Linked DNA regions of Homo sapiens: regions 1 and 2 are each linked to region 3. Evidence: chromatin contacts called from ENCODE Hi-C or POLR2A ChIA-PET data. All regions are on one chromosome and are shown on one strand. Each heading gives the region's core, a stretch centred on a gene start or an enhancer-like site at or near the end of the contact. The rest is flanking DNA. Distances are from core to core; before and after follow the strand shown.

The links. A loop is a pair of places that touch in the nucleus more often than their neighbours do. ChIA-PET counts read pairs that join two places held with the same protein, here RNA polymerase II (POLR2A). Pooled maps may share reads with other maps.
Region 1: a loop to region 3 is called in a map of PC-9, with 13 times the contacts of the local background. The contact joins two enhancer-like sites. A Hi-C loop is called at or near these places in 1 of 168 maps with a recorded cell type or tissue (PC-9) and 1 of 50 pooled maps. POLR2A ChIA-PET finds 5 or more read pairs at or near these places in 2 of 52 experiments (HepG2 and PC-9).
Region 2: a loop to region 3 is called in a map of endothelial cell of hepatic sinusoid, with 4 times the contacts of the local background. The contact joins two enhancer-like sites. A Hi-C loop is called at or near these places in 1 of 168 maps with a recorded cell type or tissue (endothelial cell of hepatic sinusoid). POLR2A ChIA-PET finds 5 or more read pairs at or near these places in 1 of 52 experiments (HepG2).

The regions. Positions count from the first base shown.
Region 1 is chr2:46,406,944-46,410,832 of GRCh38, reverse strand. It overlaps LOC124907762 (a long non-coding RNA gene), which reads left to right. Exons shown (of 2, transcript XR_007086306.1): 1 at 1-1,424. Among named protein-coding and RNA genes, the nearest start is that of LINC01820, 15 kb to the right of the region's middle. RefSeq lists an enhancer at 1,393-1,967. Within about 2 kb of position 1,577, at least 21 of the 41 ENCODE cell types and tissues checked have a DNase peak (open chromatin) inside an H3K27ac peak, as active enhancers do; they include PC-9, where a contact is called at or near this core.
Region 2 is chr2:46,384,568-46,388,301 of GRCh38, reverse strand. EPAS1 (endothelial PAS domain protein 1) reads right to left here. Exons shown (of 16, transcript NM_001430.5): 16 at 1,605-3,734. The coding sequence ends at 3,642. Among named protein-coding and RNA genes, the nearest start is that of LINC01820, 7.7 kb to the left of the region's middle. RefSeq lists an enhancer at 3,355-3,734. Within about 2 kb of position 1,926, at least 7 of the 41 ENCODE cell types and tissues checked have a DNase peak (open chromatin) inside an H3K27ac peak, as active enhancers do.
Region 3 is chr2:46,162,980-46,166,414 of GRCh38, reverse strand. All of the region lies in intron 14 of PRKCE (protein kinase C epsilon), which reads right to left. Among named protein-coding and RNA genes, the nearest start is that of EPAS1, 130 kb to the left of the region's middle. Within about 2 kb of position 1,339, at least 17 of the 41 ENCODE cell types and tissues checked have a DNase peak (open chromatin) inside an H3K27ac peak, as active enhancers do; they include PC-9, where a contact is called at or near this core.

The DNA of each region.
Region 1 (3,889 bases), core at 328-2,827, 240 kb before region 3:
CCTGAACCTCCCCTCTTCACCACGTGCATTCATTCATCCATCCCTCTGTCCAACTTCATCTAATGGGGCCAGCGTGGCTACATCAACACAGCTGCCCTTGTGTTTCTGGAACAGTAAGAAGGGTTCTGAGCCCCATGAGAGCAGAAGCAGGCCTATATACCTTCACATCTGTATCCTCAGGGCCTGGATCAGGGCTGGCCCTGAAGAGGTACTCAGGAATGTTTGGTAAAGAAACGTTCTCAGCATTTGTCTTCCCAGCTGACCAGGAAGGTTCCACTTGATCCTGGGCACCCGTTCTGGGTACAGCATAGGCTATTGGCCAACACATGCTCAGCTGTGCCAAAGATGAGAGGAGCAGGGCATGTGCCTCGGGCAGCTCTGGTAGTTTCATTAAGATTCCTGTTTGCTGGGTATGTCGTGGGGAAGCTGATCATGGTGTTCCCACCACCACGGCTAGCTGGGAAAGCCTTGTCTCACCTACCTCCATCTCCTGCTTCCTGGGCACCTGCTTGCGGGAGAGAGAGAGAGCAATTCAGGTATGCCACAAGGGGAACTTACCTGCCTAAATGCAGGTTTGTCAAGAATTCTTGTCCAGCCAGAAAAAATCTTGTCAGGCTGAAGCGAAGTGATACATGATTTTTTTTTTTAAAGTCTGCTTTAAATTTCTCGTGGCTTCCAAAAAAGCGGCTAGCATACTTCCATATGGGATAAACTGGTATTCCATTAGATTAACTCATGCAACATTTTCTGAGAACCTACTGTGCCCCAGGTACCAGAGATGCCACAATGAGTAAAACCTACCCCACCAGGCTGTGCCATGTGGCCAGAAGAGCCCAGATGAGGAGGCTGTGGGTCTCTCCAGTAGCAGGTGTGGGGTCAGGCTCGTGGTCATCTTAGCCTCTTCCAGTCCTGCTTGTCTGGAGTCTGTGTGATGTAGGGGCAAGAGCACTGAGAGGACGTTGAAGGCCCTGGATTCTGTCTCTTGTTTGTCCTTCACCCGCTGAATGTCTGACAAATGGTTTCTTCATCTGTAAATGAGAGAGCCACACTAATTAAAGGTCTGGAAGGGCCCTTGAGGACACACATTCCATGTTCTGTGATCCCCACTTCTCTGTGTGTGTTTTCTCTTTTTTCTCTCAGCACACTGGGGCCAGACACTGCCGCTACATGTGGTGGAACCAAGTGACAGAGGGGGAGTAAGCGGAGGCTGGAATTTCTCCCTCTGTTGGCTCTCCCTGACCACCTGCCTGCTTAGCCTCTCCTCTTCCCCCAGTGAAAGTGCTGCAGCAATCTCGGCCTTTGGCACTCTCCTCAGGAATTTATGAAGCTTGTGATGTGAATGATGGAGCCAGCTAAGCCTCCTCTGCACTGACAGCTCAGCACAATGACCTGTTGGGTGATGAAAGAAATGCCAGGTGCTTCAGGTGAATTGGCTGGGATTGGGTAACTCAGAGAGTTGGCTCCAGAGTGTGTGTGTGTGTGTGTGTGTGTGTGTGTGTGTGTGTGTGTGTATTCATGGGACCTCACTTGAGCCAATGACACACCCAGACGGGACCTGGGCCAGCGGGCGTTGGGCCTGAGGTAAACGCCTGAGTCACTTTTGTCAACAGATCCTAGGCCCTGTCCACATATGGACTGGGAACCATGACTGCGCCTCACAATAGCCCAGCGAGGGCTGGTGTTTTTCCACTTAGAGTTGGTTTTGTTTCCCAAAGCTGAGCCTAATCCTTTTAACCCTTGCCTCTGGACTCCTCTTGGGGAGGAAGGGAACGCTATCCTTGCCTCACCAGCTCAGGTGGTTGTGCAACCAGCTCTAGGCGCGGGAGGAGGGCCAGGCCGCCTGTGTGTGCTCTGTGGGCAGGGCAGGTAGGCAAAAGGCCAAGTTTTAGGGCTGGACTCCTTCCCTGTGGGCTGGGGAGAGGGCTGAGGAAGGCTCCTGCTGGATCCCGGGGTTGGGATGGGTTCCTGGCTGGCTGGACTTCTGCCTACCCATCACCCTCTGTGACAGCCCCTTTCTTCGTGGTCCGGCCTTGCCTTCTTCCTCACTCTCTCACACTCCCTGCCAATCTCAGTCTTATCTCTCCTGTGGCTCGACAGAGAGCTTCCAGCCCAGGCCTCTCTGCCTAGCCCCAGATGCCCAGCCTCTGCCCAGCCCCAGATGCCCAGCCTCTGCCCTCAGGTGTCTCCAAGTCAGCGTGGGGCCCAGAAATGAGGATGCAGGCTCTGAAAACCACATCACAGCTCTGATTCTTACAGGGTTTTCAATCACACTACGCTTCAGTTTTCTCATCTATAGATATGGATAATAGCTGTGCCCTTCTCAAAGGTCCCCCCATGTGGGATTTAAATGAAATAATTCATATAAAGTTCCTAGATCTTGGCCTAGCACCTATTATTTTATTGTCTCTCTTCTCCAGCCCCAAACCTGCTCATGCTGCAGTCTCCCCGGTCCTGGTTTGTGGCTCAGTGGTTCACCCAGGCCACCCTGTGTCCTGCCCGTGCCCATATCTAGTCATCTCTAGGCCGCAGTCCTTGCTGCCTCTGCATTCCTGCGGCCCTGTGTTAGTTTAGGGCCTCTTTCTCTCTTTTCTGTAGTAGTGAGTTCCTAGCTCCTGAGCCAGCTGCATGATGCAGTCCCCAAATCTGATACAATCCTAATACAACGGCCCAATCCGATCATTACAAAAAGGCGGAGGAGCTCGCTATCAACTCCAGAATCAAGTCCACAACCTCCAAGGTGTGCGCAGCCTGGCGAGACCTGGGCTTTGCTCACCCTTCTGGCTTAATTCTCACCACACACTCCCCTGTAGCAGCCATGCCAAACCACGGCCCACGCTTCCGTCTCCTTGCCTTTGTTCGTGCTGTTCCTGCTTTCTGCTTTACACCTTTCCTGTATCCTTCTTTACCTGCTAGATGCCTGCTTTGCCATCAAGACAATAATCTTTTTTAAATTTAAATTTAAATTCTTTTGACTTTTAGGTGTAGGGTACATGTGCACATTTGTTAGGTAAATTGCATGAAAGACAATCTTAAATACATTTACAGACCCAGTAGCCAGACACTGTACTAACTGTGATTTACATGTATTCATATAATCTTTTCAACAACCTCTTGAAGTGGGTACCATTTATAAATGAGGAAACTGAGGCACAGAGAGGTTGGTAAGTTGACCAAGCTCATAGAATTAGTAACTGGCAGAGCCTGGGTGCAAACCCATGCAGCCAGTGCTAGAACCTGCGCCTGACTGCTACGCTATGTCTCAAGCCCCTCGTAGGCACTGCCCTCCCACTGATGCCCACCTGGCCTCCCCAGGCACTGTTTGGTGCCTCCCCTTTGGTGCTGGTGACTACTGTTGCTTTGCCACAACATGTGTTAGTCACAGTGCTTTTTCCGGCGAACCTCTGGAGGGCAAGGACCGTGTTCTGTTCATTCTCACATCCCCATGGCCCACAGTGCTTGGCACCTGGTAGGTGCCCAATAGACGTTTGTTACACCAAAAGAGCTGGTGAATGAAATGTCATCTGTAGGACTTGTCAGAATGCCTTCTTGCTTCCATCAACCTTTGGCCCTCCATTTCCAAGACTTACCTAAGACTTGCCTCCTTCCTGAAGCCTCACCCACCCTCACTCTCTTCCTTTGCTGGAAGCCTCCTCGCTTGCACAAGGCTCATGTGTATATGGTCAATTCTTTTCCCTCCCTCCCTTCCTTCCTTCCTGACAGAGCTTTGTGCTTGTTGCCCAGGCTGGAGTATAGTGACGCGATCTCGGCTCACTGCAACTTCCACCTCCCGGGTTCAAGCGATTCTCCTGCCTCAGCCTGCAGAGTAGCTGGGATTACAGGTGTCTGCCACCACACCTAGCTAATTTTTTGTGTTTTTAGTAGAGACAAG
Region 2 (3,734 bases), core at 677-3,176, 220 kb before region 3:
GCTGATTCTGCTCGGGCCCCTACCTTGGTCCTTGCACATCTGGTCACACAGGCATGTACCTACTCCTGAGTCACCTACATTTTGAAAATACAAAATCGGGAGCATTTAAGTCAGTCTTCACTGGATTGCTTGAGGCAAAACATGAAGCAGTGATGGCTTGTGTGGGTCTTGTGTCTTGTGCTTGGAGGCTGAGCTCCTCTGACCCATCAGGAACAATGGCTTCGTTGTGTTCCTGGCTTGCTCTGGCTTGCTCGCTGGACTTGGAAGCAAGAGGAGCTTTGAGCTGCCCAGCACCCCCAGGAGCAGGAGGGTATAATCATGGCCCAAGGACAGCACTGTGGACCCCATGGGACCCTGCAGTTGTTAGGGGGCTGGGATGGATAGCACCTTTCCAGGCCTGGATCCTGAATTAGCCAGTGCTTAGAGGCAACTCTGCTCCTGAAGGATGGGCTGAGATGTGTCAGTCACAGAAAAGCTTCAGAAAAGAACAGGTGATGTTTTCAGGAAGTCCAAGATGGCAGGCAAAGGTGGGTAGGAACCTGGCAGAGCCCAGAAACTCCAATCTGAAGGTCCAGGCCCCAAGATTTGGAAGAGAAGAGTAAGCAAAAGAACCAGAAGGAGGTCTAAAGGCTAAAGTAATAAAGACATGAATTTTCTATTTAGAAATGAGAACAGGGTCCTGTCATAAAATCAGCCTCCCAGCCATCAGTCTAAGGTGTAAGAGGAGAGACGCACTGGCCAGGAAGGGGTTTCAGTTTCATTTCTCCCATCAACAAGCTGTGACTTGCTTAAGTCATAAGATCCTCAGTTTCAGCTGTAGAATGGGTGCCCATGGCATTGCTTAGACCTAGGATCCAGTGAGCTAACAAGCTAACAAACATGTGAGACCATACTATATGGACCAAATGCTTAGGCAAAGTACATGCTGCTGGAATGGCTGGTTCTAGGGTAGACAGTGAGAGCGCAGGCTGCTGCACGGTCTCTCCCCTTGCCCCCATCTCTCCATGGAGACAAAGGTCTGCTCACAAGCAGGTCATGATCTGGAAAAGTGAAATTTGAATTGGGGAACATATCATGCTCATGTCCAGTTCTGGGCTTTCACTGTGCTCTGTCTCTGGCCGAGGGGATCTCTGCTCTTCCCAATCACAGTCTACCTGGGAAGACCCTACTCCAGCCCAGCCGCCTCCAAATTGAAGTCCTAATGCCCAGGCTGCCCCTTTCCCTTCGGGACCTCCATCCCAAAGTGCACTATGTGAATATACAGAACAGTGTGGCTCTCAAACGACTTCATGTAATTTTCTGAAAGCAGAGACCATGACTTCTTTCCTTGGGTTCCCCATAGGATACAAAAAATGGCCCCGAGGCACATAGATAGATAGATAGAAAAATACTTGCAGAAATATGGAAGATACAATATGAATTTTCAGACTTAGGCAACTACCAAGTATTTAACACAGTCTTTCCTTCACCAGTCTTATCAGCTCACTTCAGTAGTCTCATAAAGGTCTGTGCTAATGTTCAATTTATATGAACGACTTAATACTTCACTTTACATTGGCATAGCCCATGATAAATCCACAGGAAATAAGAGCCACCAGCAGTGGTAGGATCAGAATACTTTAATAAGATACCAGTGTCAAAATACATTTCCTTATAAAGTTAAGCTCCCATACAGTTATAATGTTGTCAGTAGGAATTCGACAATATAATAACGTTCATGAAATCGTTACGTTGACAGGTAGGGTTAATATGAAGCTTGGAATATTTTTCAGTGTTTTAGTAAAACTGCAAGGGTAAAATGCCCTTAATGCCAGGGCAACACACACAGGAAATCAAATACCAGCATTTACACGTCAGTAACCCTTCAAGTTCTGCCACCCTGTGTGGGGTAATGCCGTGCAGCTAAAATATGATTTACGCAACACCATGACTAAGGAATTTCTCATAGAACTTAAATTTCTTTTGAAAGCTATTTTTTGTTTTTGGCAATAAGTCTATCCGGGCTTACTAAATAGTTGGCCCAATGTGCTTTGTGTGTGTTTTTAGAAACTTCTTCATTGTACCCATTACAGAAAAGTTCCATGTAATTGGTATTGAAAAACCAGAGGTGTCGTCCCTCTTACCCAGGGAGTTGCAAAGTGCTCTGGGAACACTATTTTCAGTGCTTCCTACCTACATGTCACTGACCGACCCAGAGACCTCAGCCAGGGCCTGTGGCTAGGGGCCATCCCTGGAGGCCTTGCGGGGCCATCTGGCTGCCGGCTGAGTGGGGGCTGCAGGGCTGGTCTGGACCAGCTGCTCTCCCGCTGTGCAGCCTCCTCCTCAGTCCAGCTCCACGGGGCTCCAAGGTCGTGAGCTTGGAGGACGTGGACGGGGTCACTATACCATTTTTGACCCCTCATTTGCATGAATTCCCGTCTAAACCATCTCATGGTAGTTCTGGAAATGTCCAAATGTGCCGTGTGAAAGACCATCCGAGTCACATAGCTCAGTGCACTTGAAGGGCTAGCAACAAAACCTTAAGAAAAGTTAGAGCACTTCCCCGCCCCACCCCCCGACCCCACAACGTGCCATCAGACCCTCTTGGCAGCAATAATAATAATACATACATACATAGTACATAGAGAATGTGAGGGGATAGCGCGCAGTGCTCCCGCTGAATGACTCCACTGCTCGGATTGTCACACCTATGGCATATCACAGATGGCAAAAAGCCGACAGAGGGAGGCCTTCCACAGTGTCCGTACAGGCCGTGGGAGCACTGGACAAGTCTGCAGTGTCCACAACACTAAGAAAAATTAACAGCTTCGAAAAGATCTTAAAGTGATTTTGTGAGCAGGATTCCATTTCCGTTTCTAAGTTTTTAGATATTACAAAGTACCCATATATATGATAAACACTTAACCCAGATATAAATTTTCTCCTCTTTTAAAAAACTCAGTTATGTTTTTGAATAATAATAAAAAATCCACCAAATGCGGGGGAAAAACACCAGTTTAGGAAAAGCCACGCTGTGCAACTTTCACAGATAACCACATACGTTGGAGTTGACCCTTCACATTTCTTTTTTTCCAAAATTAGAGCAAAGAGTCAGCTTAAACAAAAAAAAAAAAACCCTGAAATTTACAATATGGTGATTAGTTTAAAAAAGAAACGAGAAGGGCTCTGCGAGGGAGACGCCACAAACCAAGCTTGGAAAGCAAAATCATTTTTGTTTCTCTTTGGCAACAACAATAACGAGGAATCTTTTTAGTAAAATGAAGCTAAAGCTTCTCCCTACAGAAGAACAGACATGCACCAAACTTGTTAGTATGGACAGTTGTGTGTGAGAAGGAGAAGGAGGGAGAGAAACCTATGGATAATATAAATTAGAAGTCATTGAAGGTGGGGAGGAAAAAAATCCTACAAAATTTAAGAACATTTCAGAACAGGTAAAACAATTGTGTACTTTAAAAATAGGGATAATAAAGTGAGCATCTCAGAAAAAGGCCACTGCTTGGTGACCTGGGCAAGTCTGCCAGGTAAGTCCATCTTGTAAATAGTGTGCTGGCGTTAGAAATACCTAGTTGCAAAAACAGACGGAGAGAGTGAAGCTGGTGGGACGGCGTCGGCAGAGGTGCTGCCCAGGTAGAAGGCCTGGCTCAGGTGGCCTGGTCCAGGGCTCTGAGGAGGTCCCCTCCTTGCAGGAGCGTGGAGCTTCCCAGCACGGGCACGTTCACCTCACAGTCATATCT
Region 3 (3,435 bases), core at 90-2,589:
GATGGTAAGCCGCTTGGATGTGGTGGACACAGTCCAGGGGGATGTCCTCGTGAGGGGCTGCAGAACTCAGCCTTGCTCCTGCCCCAGCTCTGCCAGAACAGAGGATGAGGATGGTGTCATGACTGGCCTCCATCATCACAACCCATGTTATCAGGTGGTCCCTAGGCAGGTGGGCTGGCTTCAGGGGAAGGGGCTGCCTGTTCAACAGGGCTCCTCCTCAGGTCGCTAAGTTGGTGAAGTGTGCGGGTCTCGAGCCCACTTCCCAGGTTTTCTCTCAGCACAGCCCAGTCATGCAGGAGCATGCAGGAGAGGCCTCCCTCGGGGGTCCCGCCATGCAGCGCGGATGGCTGGATGGAAACGGATCATGAGGTTGAGAGGGGCCTCTATGTCACCGGGCCTGAGGGCTCACCTACCTGGAGAGACTCCCCACTCTGGAGGCCTTACCTTAAAGAGGGACATTCACACTGAAGCAAACTTGAAAAAAGAGAACATGTACACAAAGAGAAGTTTACTTGGCCAGCATTTCCCTCATTGCCTCTGGCTTTCACTGAGGACAACTAGGTTTCTGGGGAGGCAAATCTCTCCCTCCTACGCTGGCTTCCCCCCATTCCAGTGCTGAAGCCCTGGGAGCCAGAGTCTCAGAGCTGAACGCTTTTGAGGGGAAGGAATGGGTACACAGCGGAGAAGCCAGGAGTGAGCAGAACATCCCCAAGATCTGCAAGGTCAGATGATGCCCTTCAACCACACCAAACACATCGCTCTGCCCCTCCAGTCCCCAGAGAAGGCAAGCCCATCAGTAACACAAAAGCGAAATGTGCTACTGTTATTGGCAATTAGACAAGGCCATCATCTTGGGATGAAATCCCCAATGGGATAGACCAGTGAATTCTAGGGTTGGAGATTTTCTCCAGCATCGAAGGCTTTGGCTCCAGCCTTGCTGGCTTTCCTGTCTCCCCAACCCCTCAGTGCTGGAGTATTTGCCACCAAACAGCCCCCCACTGTGTGTCCTTGCTCTGAAGCAAGCCACCCCCGGAAAATTGACTTGAGTACATGATGGTGCAAAGTCTTTGGTTTGGTGTTGATGGCACATCACTTGCACAAACTCAGTTCATTATGTGGGTGGACAGAGGGTGAACAAGAGGAATACAAAAGGGAAAGTGGAGGAGGGAGAGTACGTAAGAGAGCTGAGAGAACGAAAGACAGGAAAGTCTCCACGCTGAAGCAGAGGCCACTGAAAACTGCACTGGGTGGGGGTTAGTACAAAGGGATGTTGGCCTGTAGTCAGGAAACCCAGTTGGACTAGTGACAGCTGGTGAGTCAGGGCAGGGGTTAGACAAGGGAGGCTTAGGAGCCGGGGGAGCAGAAATCTCAGCTTAGCAGACATCTCAAGAAGGCAAAAGCCTGGGGGGAATAGAAGCCAACTGAGGTATGTGATGGAACCTGACCAGAGGCCAAATTCCAGCTATGAATCTGGACAATCTCCTTGGTGATAGCTTCAGAGGGGCGAGGCTTCCTGTGCAGGAATGGAAGTCAGGCCTGAAAGCTGTTGTGCTGTTGCATCCTCGGCCTCTGTGGTGGTGACCCAGGGGTCCCCAGCCTCTAGCGAGCCAGCCTGGGCAGAGTACAGCCTTGTTGTGCCTGGCAGGTTCTTCCACGAAGGGGCTCTGTCCTTGTAGTGAGAGTGGAGAGGGTCAGGAGCTCTGCAAAAATATGCCACTGCATCCTGGCTCTTGTAAGTGACATGACCTCTCCCAGCCTCACCTCCAGCACCAACCACCTGACAAAACCAGGTCCTCCTTGTATCAGACAGGCAGGGCACCCCCCGCCCCGGGTCACCCAGATTCAGTATGGCCAGCTGAGGAGTGGGGTAATTCAGGTTTCTGGAGACTGGTGTCATTCTAGTATGATGCCAAAAGGGCATGGCTTGGAAGCAAGTGGAGGTAACACACGACAGAGGAAACCTGGAGCTCCCTCAGGGGCTTCAGGCACTTGACTGAGTCACCTTGGAGGTATTCAGTTTTACCAGATTAGGGCACTTGTACAGCTGCCTTCCTTGCTTGTTTAAACACACGCCCAATGTCTCCTTGAGGCCACCATCAAATTGCAAGGCTGATGGTGTTTGCTCACAGACTTGATCCTTTCCCTTCTCACGGTGTCTTGCCTTTGACCTGGAGTCTGTCAAAGACCCAGGACCAACAACTGCACATTGTCCCTGGCTGCTTGTGATCCAGTAACTTGGAGGTTTTTTCCCAATGTCGGGATCTAAACCAGTTTTCCCTCTTCCCTCTGTCAAAGCCCTTTCTTTCCCAGCTCTGCTAGGAAGGCATCTCACATGTCCTCAAGTTATTTGATACCTTAAGCCCAAGGAAATCCTGTCTTGTGATGGCAATCTGCCCCCTGAATAGAAGCCACCTCACCACAACCTCTGTGGGGTGCACCTCAGCTTCCCCGTGTCTCTCAGTGGCCTCTGTGGGGTGCGCCTCAGCTTCCCTGTGTCTCTCAGTGGCCTCTGTGGGGTGCACCTCACCTTTCCCGTGGCCTCTGTGGGGTGCACCTCAGCTTCCCTGTGTCTCTCAGTGGCCTCCGTGGGGTGTGCCTCAGCTTCCCCATGTCTCTCAGTGGCCTCTGTGGTGTGCACCTCACCTTTCCCGTGGCCTCTGTGGGGTACGCCTCAGCTTCCCCATGTCTCTCAGTGGCCTCTTTGGGGTGTGCCTCAGCTTCCCCGTGTCTCTCAGTGGCCTCTGTGGGGTGTGCCTCAGCTTCCCTGTGTCTCTCAGTGGCCTCTGTGGGGATGAAGCTCAGCTTCCCCGTGTCTCTCAGTGGCCTCTGTGGGGTGTGCCTCAGCTTCCCTGTGTCTCTTAGTGGCCTCTGTGGGGAGTGCCTCAGCTTCCCCGTGTCTCTCAGTGGCCTCTGTGGGGATGAAGCTCAGCTTCCCCGTGTCTCTCAGTGGCCTCTGTGGGGTGTGCCTCAGCTTCCCTGTGTCTCTTAGTGGCCTCTGTGGGGAGTGCCTCAGCTTCCCCGTGTCTCTCAGTGGCCTCTGTGGGGATGAAGCTCAACTTCCCCGTGGCTCTCAGTGGCCTCTGTGGGGTGCACCTCAGCTTCCCCATGGCTCTCAGTGGCCTCTATGGGGATGCACCTCAGCTTCCCTGTGTCTCTCAGTGCCCTCTGTGGGGTGCCCCTCCACTTCCCCATGGCTCTCCAGTGGCCTCTGTGGGTGGCCATCTGTTTTGCCTGTGGTAAGGCTGACTCTGCTTATGCAGCACAGAGTTGTCCTCACTGCTGGTACCTGAGCTAGGCAGGCACCCACATCCCCGGGGTCAACCCTGAGTTGGTTACAGGGGCGCGATGGCGTATGAAAACCTCAAGTGAGTTTTCCCACTAGTCTTTTGAGGCTTTCTGAGATGAGAAATGCAGTATGTGCATCACTGCCATGGG